Regions from separate parts of the Homo sapiens genome. Here all the other regions are linked to region 1. A link is an interaction called in ENCODE POLR2A ChIA-PET data of the cell type or tissue named here. Cell type or tissue: MCF 10A. All regions are shown on one strand. Region 1 overlaps WNT3A (Wnt family member 3A). Region 2 holds the start of LINC02809 (long intergenic non-protein coding RNA 2809). Region 3 overlaps ARF1 (ARF GTPase 1).

Region 1 (4,000 bases):
TAGAACAGGGTCCTCCCAGGGTGGCCCCAGGAGCGTGAGTGCCACAGGGAATGTGTGCTGGGTTCACCCAGGCTGCCTCTAGCTTGGACATTCTAAGGCTGACGGGGAAACTTCTATGGCTTCCTTGAGTCTAAACTTGCTCCATGGCCCCTGTCTGTCTTCATGAGGACTCTGAGGGTCCTTGGGGGCTCCCTTGGGTTGAGTCCCTGGGGAGTCAGCCTTGCTGATAATCACCCTGGGGGGTCAGGGACCTACCTCCACCCTCTAGTCAGTAGGATCCCCAAAAGAGCAAGGTAGTAGCAGGCGCTTAAAGCACATGCGGGGGACAGAAAGGGGCAACATCGGGTGCCCAGAAGGTGACGGGCACAGACAGACCCTGAGCACTGGCTGTCAGTCCGTGGCTCCTGCCTGCTCATGGCCTCAGGCGGAGCAGCCACGATTGGCCACTGTCCTGCCTGGTGCCCTAAGACAAGCGTGGCCCCAGCCAGCAGGCAGGGCCAGGAGCTCCCACTTGGGCTTCTGGGGCTTCTGATGAATTCTCCAATCTCCCCTTCGACCTCTCCCACGCTTTGTAGGCATGCAAACAAGTGTCTGGTCAAGGACGAAGGGTCCTTGCTGAGGATCACTCACACAAGGAACCACAGGTAAGCACTTGGGCGGCGGGGGTGGGGGGGAGGCGGGGGTGGTGGTCTTGCCATCCGTCACTCCCTACTCACTTCCTGGATGCCAACGATCTGGATCACAGTGAGGTCTGGGCCCTGCCTCAGGGTGGTGGGAACAGCAGGGGCAGGAAGGCTGGGCCCAGTCCCCGGGGAGAGGCTGAGGCCAGCCTGCCCTCCCTGCCCCCATGCCCTGCACCCCGAGCCTGTGATTCACCGGATGAGGAATTCATTCCCTCTCCCCTCTCACTGCCAACACCACAGCGTCCCAGGAAGAGTCCATGTTTCCCACGTCCAGCTGCCACACAGCTGAGTGGCTGGAATTCTAACTGCCCAACTGGATGGGACACCAGATATCCCTCTGGCTGTGCAAAATTGGTGTCCCAAGGGAATGTGACCCTGCTCTTCCAATATCTCCAGCCTCTCTTGCTCTGTCCCCTTTCCCTGGAATCCCAGCTCTGGAGGGAACGGCAGGGCTGGGCTAGCAGATCGCAGTACCAGCACCACAAGACCTAGTGGAACCATCGTGTGATCATCCAGAAGGCCCCAGAAATGGAGATGATGCTTAGTGAGTTTTCAAAAACAGAACACAAACTGTTTCTATCCTTAGAAAAACAAAAAGTTGAAAAAGTTGATAAGATCACAGACTTGTCTTTCCTTCCAGATTTTCACTAATGCTGTTAGGTTTTGTTTTGTTTTGTTTTGTTTTTTTCCTAACAATCGTTTGTTTTGAAGGGGAGGCTGTCATATTCACTCAGAACACACACAAATGTAGTTTTATAAAATGGCCCCAGTCCCTAGACCCATGGCTTCCGCCTGTGGCCAAAGTCACAGCAGCCATGCCTCCAGCCCACAAGCACTAATGGTTTTTCTTCCCCACTCCCTCACTTCTGTTGAAAGGCTGGGCAGCTCGCCAGAGGTACGGCAGAGATGCTGGCTGTGACATGCAGGGGAAGAAGGAGGCTGGCCCAGGACCACAAGGCGGGCGGTAGGCCAGCCCAGTCCGGGCCACGCTGGCCTCCCCGGCTTGGTTTGGTCCCATGTGCAATTTCCCATCTTACGTGGCGGCACTGGAGGTGCTACCTAATCCCTGTGGATGGAAGCTCAGGGCAAAGCGTGGGGGCCTTCTCGCAGCCACACAGCTGTGGGGGTCCTGAGTGGCCACCATATCCAGCCTCCACTGTTCCTGTGCAAGTCCTTCTGAGGCTGGCAGGCTCTTAGGTTTCTCAAGTCCAGGCCTGGTGTCTTTTAGCAGTAAAATTTAGCGAACTCAGAGCACCCATGTACCAAGGGCACGGCTCTGTGCTTGCATGTTTGCTGGGGGCGTGGGGACCTCACAGTAATGCTCCATGCAGGCGTGTGGACAGGCCTGGAAGGTGGGCATGGGCTCCAACTCGGGCCCTGTTACTCGCTTGTTTGTTTGCTCTTTCTCTCTTTCCCCTCCTGGGCCTCAGTTTCCCCATCTGTCAAATGGGGTAATGGACCCCTCTCCTACCTGAAGCTCTGAGAGAGGAGGGGAGCAGTGCATGGAATGGGGACACTGATCTCAGGCCCTGCTGCCCTGCTGGATGTCATCTCAGCCTCCTCCTGGCCTGAGAGGGACCCAGTGCACCCCACTCGCGGACCTGCCAGGGCCACCCCTCCAGGATGCAATTTGTGCCCTGAGTCCAGCTGGTCGCCTCCTGGGACCCCTCTGGCTCCAGCACAGCTGCAATGCAGGCAGGTGTGGAGGACCAGGGCAGGTGGGTGTCTCTGCCATTGAGGGTCCTGCTTGGGCAGGTGGGCTTCCCCTCTGTGGGGCCTCTGGAGCAAACATCCTGTTCCAAATCTTTGTCTTCTTAAGATCAGGGCCACTCCATGGGCGGTGATAAGGCTTCCTTCCTCAGACCTGAGGCTCGAAGTGTTTCCCTGTTGGTGGATGACCTCCCATCTCGCCCAGGCTGAGACTGCCCGAGGGCACCCACCTGCCTGGGAGACCCCCAAGGTTCTGGTTTCTTCTCACACCCAGTGGTGGAACTGCAGCTGCCTAGAAGACCACTCTCGGCAGCTCAAGCACCTTGTGAGCCGGCCAGGGTCCCCAGGACTTAAGGCCCCCAGGTCCCTCCTGGGTGTCGGCAACCCTTCCCAGTCCAGGCTGCCCAGCCCTGCCTGGAGCTCTCCCAACCCGCACCTCCTCCTGCCCGCCGGCCCAGCTGGGATTACTGACACATACTTTGAACGAGTCCCAGCAGGCACAGCGGCTCCTGTGCCCGCGGCCACGCACTTGCCAGTTTCCCTGGGCGGCAGCGGCACGTTTTGCCGGGGAAGGAATGTGGAAGCAGCAACGTGAGAGACACCTCCAGGGTGTCACCTGGGGAGGCCAGTAGGGAGGCCAAGGAAGAGGCCATGTGCCCCTCACCAGCCTCAGGGCTGTAACCAGTGAGGGGTGGGGTGGGGGATTGTCCAACATTAAAGTGCACAGCCTGGGCCACGGAGCAAGACCCCATCTCAACAAAAAATGAAAAATACTAGCCAAGCGTAGTGGCACGAGCCTGTAATCCCAGCTACTCACAAGGCCAAGATGGGAGGACTGCTGGAGCCCAGGAGGTCGAGACCAGCCTGGGCCACATGGTTTCTTCTAGAGAGAGAAATGGTTTCTTGTAGAGAGAGAAACCCATCTCTACAAATATACAAAAATTAGCTGGGAGTGGTGGTGCTCGCCTGTGGTCCCAGCTACTCAGGAGGCTGAGATGGGAGGATCACTTGAGCCCATGAGGGTCGAGGCTGCAGTGAGCCAAGATCACATCACTGCACTCCAGCCTGGGTGACAGAGCGAGACCCTGTCTGTGGGGCTGTACAGGTCTCCTTTGTGAATGACATTCCTTTTCTTCGGCCTCGGTAGCTGCAGCTCAGCACCTCCCTGGTACCACTTGGGGCACAGGCTCTCATCCCTAGGGAGCTTTTTCTCTTTGGGAGCCAGAACCAGCCTCCTTGGCACCTGCAACCTCTGCCCCAGCCCCTGCCCCTTGAGCCACAGTCTAATCCTTCTTCCCCAGCCAATAGCCTTCAGAGACATGAAGCGGGTCTTCTGAACAGAAACAGCAACCAGCCCTTCAACTACTCTTAAAGGGGGCAAGTTAGAAGTCTCACGTTTGGGTCAAAAATCCAATGGATGAGGGCTACAGGCAGTGGTCCACATTGAGAGAGCCCCCCCACCCCCATTACTCCAGGTGTGGCTTCAGGCTGGCTTTCTCAGACTAGAGTCCCAACAGAGGGACGTGGTTGGTTTGTTTTTAAATTTCCATTATTACAAAATCCACAGAAATGGTTGCAGCACCGTCAAACCGCTACAATGTCACCAA
Region 2 (4,000 bases), 63 kb before region 1:
CAGTGGCTTAGGAAATTACAGTTGAGTTCCGTGAACTCCAGGGAGTTTGCTCACAGTCGTCTGATTTCTGGTCCTTTTAAAGCATCACCTGTTTCCCCTTATATTCACTCCGGCCTCAGTTTCCCCATCTCCTGCCAGCCCTCCAAACCTCAGATGAAAGCCTAGAGCTGCACATGTCCCTCCCCTGGACTAGCTCTCAGGGGACCTTGTTTTCCCAGGCAGGCTGGCTTCTCAGGGAAAGGACTGTTTTCTCTCTGGTTCCAGCCTATTGTCATGCCTGGGTGGACAAATGGGGAGCCGGTGAGGTGAGCACCCTGGGGAGGGATTGCAGAAAAGCACATCTTGGCTCTTCTTAACCTCTGAGTGACATTTAGCATTTCCTCCCATCTTAAATGCAAGCAGCATTCCCCAAAAGCAGTATTAGCAATACCTGTGGTTTTTGTTGCTGAAATATCAGAACTTTTCATCTCAGAGCTGTTGCATGAAATCTGTAAATATTTTCTCTCTTTTTTATTTTTATTTTTAAAGACAAGGTATTGCTTTGTTGCTTGGGCTGGTATTGAACTGGGAAAATGACCCTCCTAACCCAGCCTCCCAAAATGCTGGCAGTACAGGGGGGTACCACCACGCCTGGCTGGAAATATTGTTTATACTCCTCGATCAACTGGAGTGACAGAGGCGGCCTGGTTTTATCATTTCAGGTGCTAATAACAAAAGAAGTTCTGACTCTGGGTACATGTACCGATCCACTCCTCCTATCAGGATAACAAAATACCTGGCATCCCCAAAGTGACATGCCACAAGTCTTAAAGTGTCTGATGGCACCATTTCCCCAGTCCCGTGCATCACTTATCGTAGGCATTGGTGAAACCCCACTTGTCAGCTAGAGTGGTCCCTGCCTGCACACATGAGCCTTCTGCCTGTCCTGGACTCAGACAGTGGCCCTGACTGTGGGCCTCTGCCTACTTTCGGACACTCCCTTCTGCCCGTGGGACTTGGGCAAGTTGTCTACCTGCCAACTCCCCACCCTAGTACCTCCCCCTCCTTCCTTCCTTCCCTCCCTCCCTCCCTCCTTCCCTCCTTCCTTCCTTCCTTCCTTCTTTCTGTCACCCCAGCTGGAGTGCAGTGGCATGATCATGGCTACTTGAGCCTTGAGACCCCCGGGGGGATCCTGGGGGAGAGGGATCTTTCCGGTCTACTTCCAGGCTGGATGTCAGAACCTGGGATTCTGTAAAGTGACCAACTTTGCCCTACAGCTCAAGGCCTGCCTGGGATCTCCTTGGCCACCGTCGAGACCTGTATCTGAGCTCAGAGCCCTGGGAATGCACTGGGTGCTGCCCCACGGCTTTGAAGAGACATGGCTGAAGGTGTGGAGCTACTTTGCTCTAGGGCCTTTTTGAGTCAGAGCTCTCTGGGGGCAACCAGGGACTGGGAGACAGACGGGGTCTGTGGCAGGGGACACAGCCAGGCCAGTGGCAGGGGCCAACACAGAACAGATTGCATCTCCAAATGTGGAAGCATCTTGGCAGTGAGCTACCATTGCTGTGGGCATACAAGAGGCTAAGCAGACTTTTGACAAAAGGCTCTGCTTGTCGGGGGTTGTTGGCATCAAGTAAGGCTTGTTTAAGGCGATCCTTGTGCGGCAGGAAGTCAGAGATGGGAGAGATGTGTTGGTGAGGAAAGCTGGTTGGGGGGCTTCCCTTTGTCCTTAGAGAATGACTGAGTGTGCCCCGTTTGGGAAGGGCCATGTGGGTGAAGGGGCAGGGGTCTCATCTGGATGAGGCCTGGAGGTGGGTGCGAGAGAGGTTCCACATGGAGGTGTGATGAGGACACCAGCAGGAGGCTGACCAGGGCATGGGGCCATGGCAACGCCTGGGTGACGTCCCTATGAGGTGGCGGGGCTGGGAGTGAGGAAGGGCCAGGCCCCCACGGATGGGGGAAAGGGAGAGGCACATTGTGAAGGTGCCTGCCGGGCTCCTCCTGGGTGAAGCTTTTCTCTTGAGACCCACCTCCAGGTTTTAGGGGGCTGGGGTCTGCACCTCTCTTTCAGGGCTTCCTTTTCACCTTCCAAGCTTCCAGGCAGAGGCTAGCAGGAGAGGTACGCCTGGGCTGGGGGCCTTGTCTCCAAGATGCATCACAGACTCACTCTGTGTGTGACCTTCCCAGCTTGGGGCTGCACGGAGCAGTAATGTCTCAAAATGATACTGGGGACTCCTATAGGGTGGTCAACTTTTCACTACCCCAGAGAAGGACACTAAAATCAAAGTGGCCAGGCATGGTAGCTCAGCCTGTAATCCCAGCACATTGAGAGGCTGAGACAGGAGGATCACGAGCTCAGGAATTTGAGACCAGCATGGGCAACATAGTGAGACCCCGTCTCTACAAAACATTAAAAACTTAGCTGAGTGTCTTGATGTATATATACTCCCAGCTACTCAGGAGGCTGAGGCAGGAGGATCACTTGAGGCCAGGAGTTCGAGGCTGCAGTGAGCCCTGATCATGCCACTGCACTCTAGCCTGCACTGCACTCTAGCGAGACTCTGTCTCCAACAAAAAAAGAACAAAAAACCAAATGGATCTTGTTCCGCATAGGGCAGACAGGACCCAGAGGACACAGCAGTCCACAACAAAGGCACTGGATTCTGAATGGCCCCTGTCTTGTTTGGGGAGAGGGGAACTGTTGGTCCCCGTCTGTGTTCCGAGGCTTGGTGACAAATTCTAGCAAACCTTAGTGGTTTAAAACAGCAGTCCACATAGATGGTCTCTCACAGTTCCTGGGAAGCAGGACCCTGGGCTCCATGGCAACCTGGTTCTGCTCTAAGGTCTCAACTGAGGTGTCAGTGCCTGGGTTTACCTCGAAGGTATTGTAGTGGGGTAGGTTGGGCACCCCCCTTCACATCCAGCTGGAGCCTTGGAGCAGGACCTCCTGTAGAACCAGGGTCTTGGCAGACATCCTCAATGAGTGACGTCGAGACCAGGCCATCCTGGATTAGGGTGGGCCCTGGACCCGTAACAGGTGATCGTCTAAGAGAAAGAGGAGGGGGATCTGAGATGCACAGATCGGGAACCAGCCATGAAGACAGGCCAGAGACTGGAGTGTGTGGCCATGCGCCTGAGGCACCTGAGCCACCAGGAGCTGGAGGAGGCTGTGCAGGGTCCTCCCCAGAACCTTTGGAGGGAGCATGCCCGGGACACCTCAATGTGGGGCTTCTGGCTGCAGAGTTGCGAGGAAATACCTCCCTTGCTGTTGTGAACCACCCAGGTTGTGGTAACTTGCTGTGGCCACCCTGTGATGCCAGTATACCTCCTTCCCTCATGTCTGGTGCCAAGGCCGGGAGAGTCAAATACCTGGGGCTAAAAGCATTGGGGTTCCTCAGATGATCCTCTTTGCACCCCTGCATAGGGTGTCTGCCCACACGGCCTCAGGGTCATGAGTTTTCTGCAGGCAGCCACCTGACCTGTCCAGCCGGACATGTGTCTCCCCCATGGGTCAGTTTGGGCAGCAGGTTGGGTCCCGTGTAAGGCTCAGGGCTGCTGGGCTCTGATGTCACCTGTTGCCACGGTGACTCTGGTTGCTAGGATCAGACTACTCCCTTCCTGGGCACACTGTATCCCGAATCCCCAGAAGAACCAAGGGGATCCCCCAGCACAAGGCTCGTTGGGGAGGGAGTCCTTGGCGCTCAGATTTGAGAGAGAGAGTCGGGGCTGGCCAGGGGGCGTGGCTTGGGCAGAGGAGAGTGCTCATGGTGACCCTGGAGGAGACCCTCCCTTCCCTCGTTCATTGCTCCCAAGGCCAGGTGTCTCTAAAGGAAGCCAGTTGTGGAGAATGTTGGTCCTGCAGTGGCGATTAATGCAAAGATGCCCTGAACAAAGCAGGACACACGTGCCTGCCTGCTACCCCTGCCCAGCTGCTGTTCTTGGACGCATGTGCTCTTCTGGTGGGACCCGTGAATACGTGGCTCACGGTCCTGGGGCACACCCCATTGTGTGAGGCTGGGGG
Region 3 (4,000 bases), 73 kb before region 1:
TGTAGGCTGAGGGGAAACACCACACAAAGACTTGCTCTTCCAGAGAAATCAAAAGCGAAGTGCAACAATGGGAGTGGGAACCATCACCAGGTTTCCCCCAGCTTTGGGACGAGCACCACCTTGCCACCCCACCCCACTCTGGTCAGTCAGACATGTAAAGAGACGGGGATGCCCCCCCACAGACCCTGGGAGGCCACCGCCCTTGCAGGAAATCCTCGCTTCTGGAGGCACTCCAGACCTAGGTGAGAGAAAGGCACACCCCGGGGACACTCTGGGGACCTCCCTTCAAGTGACCTAGTTCTCACACACACGCTGGCATCTGCCCTGCTCTCCAGGTGATGGTGGCCCCTACACAACGACCCCACATTTCTCTTCAAGACTTTAGACCCTCCTCCCAATTCCTGCCCCTTGACAGCCAGCTTTGCAGCCGAAACCCCCCTCCCAAACCCAACAGGCATTCTCCGCTGTGATGCGAGTAGCCTCCCTCCTGTTCCCCAGGCAAGAACCCCGTCTCCAGCCTCCTCCTGCGTGTTCTCAGCACACCAGTCAGCCAGGTGACCCGATGTTCTACTCAGAGCTGCCCCACGGCTGCCGCCCGATCAGGTCCTTGCAATAGGCTGCCTTGGTCCACAACATAATGCCCACACTGTGCTCTAAATGCTGCCTCTGGCAACCCAAAAGGAAGTAGAGACAGCATCCCAGCACTCGCACAAGACGGCAGAGAACCACTGCTCTGTCCCAACTATGATGCAATGGGGAGTAAAGGAAAGTGACTTCACAACCACGCTAGAGGACCAAGGGTGGCGGCCAGAGAACCACCCTTACCAGGCTGCTCATGCACTGACACCACCAACCTCAAGGGCAAGCCATGTCCATGAAGCAACTACTGTAGCTTTTCCTTCTGGAAACTGAATTCTTGCTGTGATTCTGAAGAGAACAATACACAGTCATCTTTGATTTATAAGGTGATTTTGTTCCTGGAACTTCAGAACACCTGTTAAAACTATGCACAAAAATTTTTTTTTCATATTTATAACAGGTCTGGGACATCAGACGACCTCCCCTACATGAAGGTCAGACAGGAAGTGTTCTTGCCACTGCCAAAGGTGCCAGTGCTGCCACCCAAAAATGCCACCACAGATTACCAAATTCCTTTTTCTGGGAACCGCGGACCCCCTCCGAGGGCCACTGCACACCCCAGCAGGCTTCCCACCCAGTATGCACCCTACTCCTGACAGGTCTCCAAACTCTGCCAGCCAGCGCACTCACCTCAGGGATTCTGCCCTGATTGTCCCGGGCCACTCCTTCACATCTCTGCTCACATGGCACCTGTCAAATGACACTCAGCCCCTTCCGGATGGTCCTGGTATCTCCCTGCCTTCCCTCCACCAGTGTGGGCAGCTCTGTGTGGCACTCACCGTCACAGCCACTGCCCCCGTGGAGCCTCATGCTCATCAAGCAGGGCTTCCTTTGCCCAGAACAGGCCTTCCTCCCCAGCCTCCCACCCTCTTCCGCTGGGCACTGCACAAGTGACTCACCACCAAGGAGAGGAGAAAACAATGGCAAAAGAATGTTTATCAGGCCCATAGGGCTCATGAAGATCAACTGTACACATCTGCAGATGTGCTTTCCCTAAAAATTAAGTTCGTCACGAAAAACCTATCGCATCAACAAGGAATTGCATGCTTTTTAAAAACTGTACTCATGTGTGGGTCAGTCTGAACATTCTTTTGACCATAAAAATGTGGGAAAATGGGGTTGTAGATGCTGTTAACTACTGAAGGCAAAAGTGTGGCAGCTCAGTGATGTCAGACACAAGAGGGAGGGAAGGATGTGTGTTCAAAATCTGTTTTCTAAACCTGCCCCCAGGTCCTCAGCTGATGAGTAGGTATAAATTTTTTTAAGAGCTAAGGGTCCTGCTCTGTTACTCAAGCTGGAGTGCAGTGGTTATGATCACAGCTCACTGCAACCTTGACCTCCTAGGTTCAAGTGATCCACTCTCCTGCCTCAGCCTCCCAAGTAGATTGCACTACACAGGTGTGAGCCACAGTGCCTGGCTAGTACAAATATTTTAAGGAAAATGTCACCACCAAAATTGCCAGAAGATGTATTCATAGTATTTTAAATATAAATCAATAAATTTGATTGGTGAGTGAGCAACTGCATTCCCATCTACAGAAGGTACAAAGCACAGGCACATCTAACTGCCTCCGTTCCCAATCCCCAGGATGAGTATAGATGATAGCTTCTTGGCCATTTGTACCTAAATCAAACCTATAAAATACTTAAAAGTTTCCCGCATAGCGTATATGGTACTGCAAAAATAACTTGCTGTATGACACAAATGGAAAGATGTCTCATGTCTAGCCATGCTACCACTGGAAGCCCTTTGGAAATGAATCTTTCTAGCTTGCTGGCATCCCTTCAGGGAGTAAAAACTATTTTAATACATTCTGCCTAGAAGGCTTTCAAAATATACTATTTTGAGGACATAGGAAAACCCAAACTCAGTTTCTCACACACTCTTATAACACAGGTCGCTTCTCACACCACATGAGCAGGGGTTTCTCCCTACATGCCAAGCAAGCAACCAGTTCTGCGTTCTGCAGCAGACACCAGCTAGGTGTCGTTTAATTCAGTTCAATTCTGACACTGTCTACCTGGAGGCAATCACAAACTCCAGGTTATTTTACCTGTGCTTCTGGACAGCCATCTATAAATCAGGGTTCCCATAACTCCTTCCCCTTGGGTTCAATTAATTTGCTAGAGTGGCTCACAGAACTCAGAAAAACACTAAAGGTTACTGGTTTTTCATAAAGGATGTTACAAAGGATACAGATGGAGAGATGCAGTGGGCGGTGTATGAGGGAAGAGACACGGCGCTACCTTTCCCTCCTGGCTGTGCCATTCTCCAGGAACCTCCATGAATTCAGCTTTCTGGAAGCTCTCTGAAAACCCAGGCAGGCCTTTCGGGTATTTCCCATCAACAAGGAATTTCATGCTGTTTCTTTTTTTTCTTTTTTTTTTTTTTGAGACAAAGTCTCGCTCTGTTGCCCAGGCTGGAGTGCAGTGGCGCGATCTCTGCTCCCTGCAAGCTCCACCTCCCGGGTTCACGCCATTCTCCTGCCCCAGCCTCCCGGGTAGCTGGGACTACAGGTGCACACCACCACACCTGGCCTATTTTTTTGTATTTTTAGTAGAGTCGGGGTATCACCATGTTCGCCAGGATGGTCTCAATCTCCTGACCTCATGATCCACCCGCCTCAGCCTCCCAAAGTGCTGGGATTACAGGCGTGAGGCACTACGCCCAGCCTCATGCTGTTTCAAAATTGTACTTAAGTGTGGTTCAGTCTGAACATTCCTTTGTACAAATGTGGAAACACGGGGCTGTAGATGCTGTTAACTACTGAAGGCAAAAGTGTGACTTCATGGTATAGGTGTGATTGATTAAATTATTGGCTATTGGTGACCAGCTCAATCTTCAGTCCCTCTCCACTCTGGGAAAATTGGAGGGTGGGGCTGAAACCCTCTAATCCTGCCTTGGCCCTGTGACTAGCCCTACCCTGAAGTTTCGTAGGGGCTGCCCATCACTGGTCAACTCATTAGGGTACAAAAAGACATCATCACTTCGGAGATTCCAAGTATTTTAGCCAGGAAATGGGAGGCAGGCCAGATATGTATTTTGCAATCCACAACTATAGACTTCTAACTTCCTGAAATGTTCATGGACTGAATCAACTCTCCTGTCCACTTCATGCTGTACACCAGCAGTGAGCCCTGGGCCTCAAGGGTGTGGGAGAATGTCTGCCTTCTAAACAGAATCATTTTCAATTGCTGTGCCTGTGAAAATCTGCCTGCCTTTTATGCTTTCCCTGTCTCTTCTCTTGTCATTTAGGCTTCTCCTGTTATCAGGGCCTGTAAGAAGCACCACCCTTCCCAGTCTGTTGGCTGACAACCGGCTGCAAGCCCTTGTTACCACTGTGTGAGAACCAGGAAACCA

The links. Peaks named below come from ENCODE experiments on the same cell type or tissue, not always from the same donor. Only the 100,000 strongest peaks of a DNase experiment are listed, where the experiment ranks them.
Region 2: POLR2A ChIA-PET joins it to region 1 with 6 read pairs; 7 of 35 experiments call an interaction of 5 or more read pairs at or near these places.
Region 3: POLR2A ChIA-PET joins it to region 1 with 9 read pairs; 8 of 35 experiments call an interaction of 5 or more read pairs at or near these places.

What each region holds. Positions count from the first base shown.
Region 1 is chr1:228,012,381-228,016,380 of GRCh38, reverse strand. The region is part of intron 1 of WNT3A (Wnt family member 3A); the gene reads right to left. Among named protein-coding and RNA genes, the nearest start is that of WNT3A, 7.4 kb to the right of the region's middle. In MCF 10A, no CTCF peak of the experiment used is centred here; DNase peaks (open chromatin) are centred at 910, 1,580 and 2,880.
Region 2 is chr1:228,075,112-228,079,111 of GRCh38, reverse strand. LINC02809 (long intergenic non-protein coding RNA 2809) reads left to right here and starts at 2,562. Exons shown (of 1, transcript NR_158166.1): 1 at 2,562-4,000. RefSeq lists enhancers at 3,216-3,716, 3,717-4,000. In MCF 10A, no CTCF peak of the experiment used is centred here; no DNase peak of the experiment used is centred here.
Region 3 is chr1:228,085,547-228,089,546 of GRCh38, reverse strand. The region is part of intron 1 of ARF1 (ARF GTPase 1); the gene reads right to left. Among named protein-coding and RNA genes, the nearest start is that of ARF1, 4.8 kb to the right of the region's middle. In MCF 10A, no CTCF peak of the experiment used is centred here; DNase peaks (open chromatin) are centred at 1,536 and 3,716.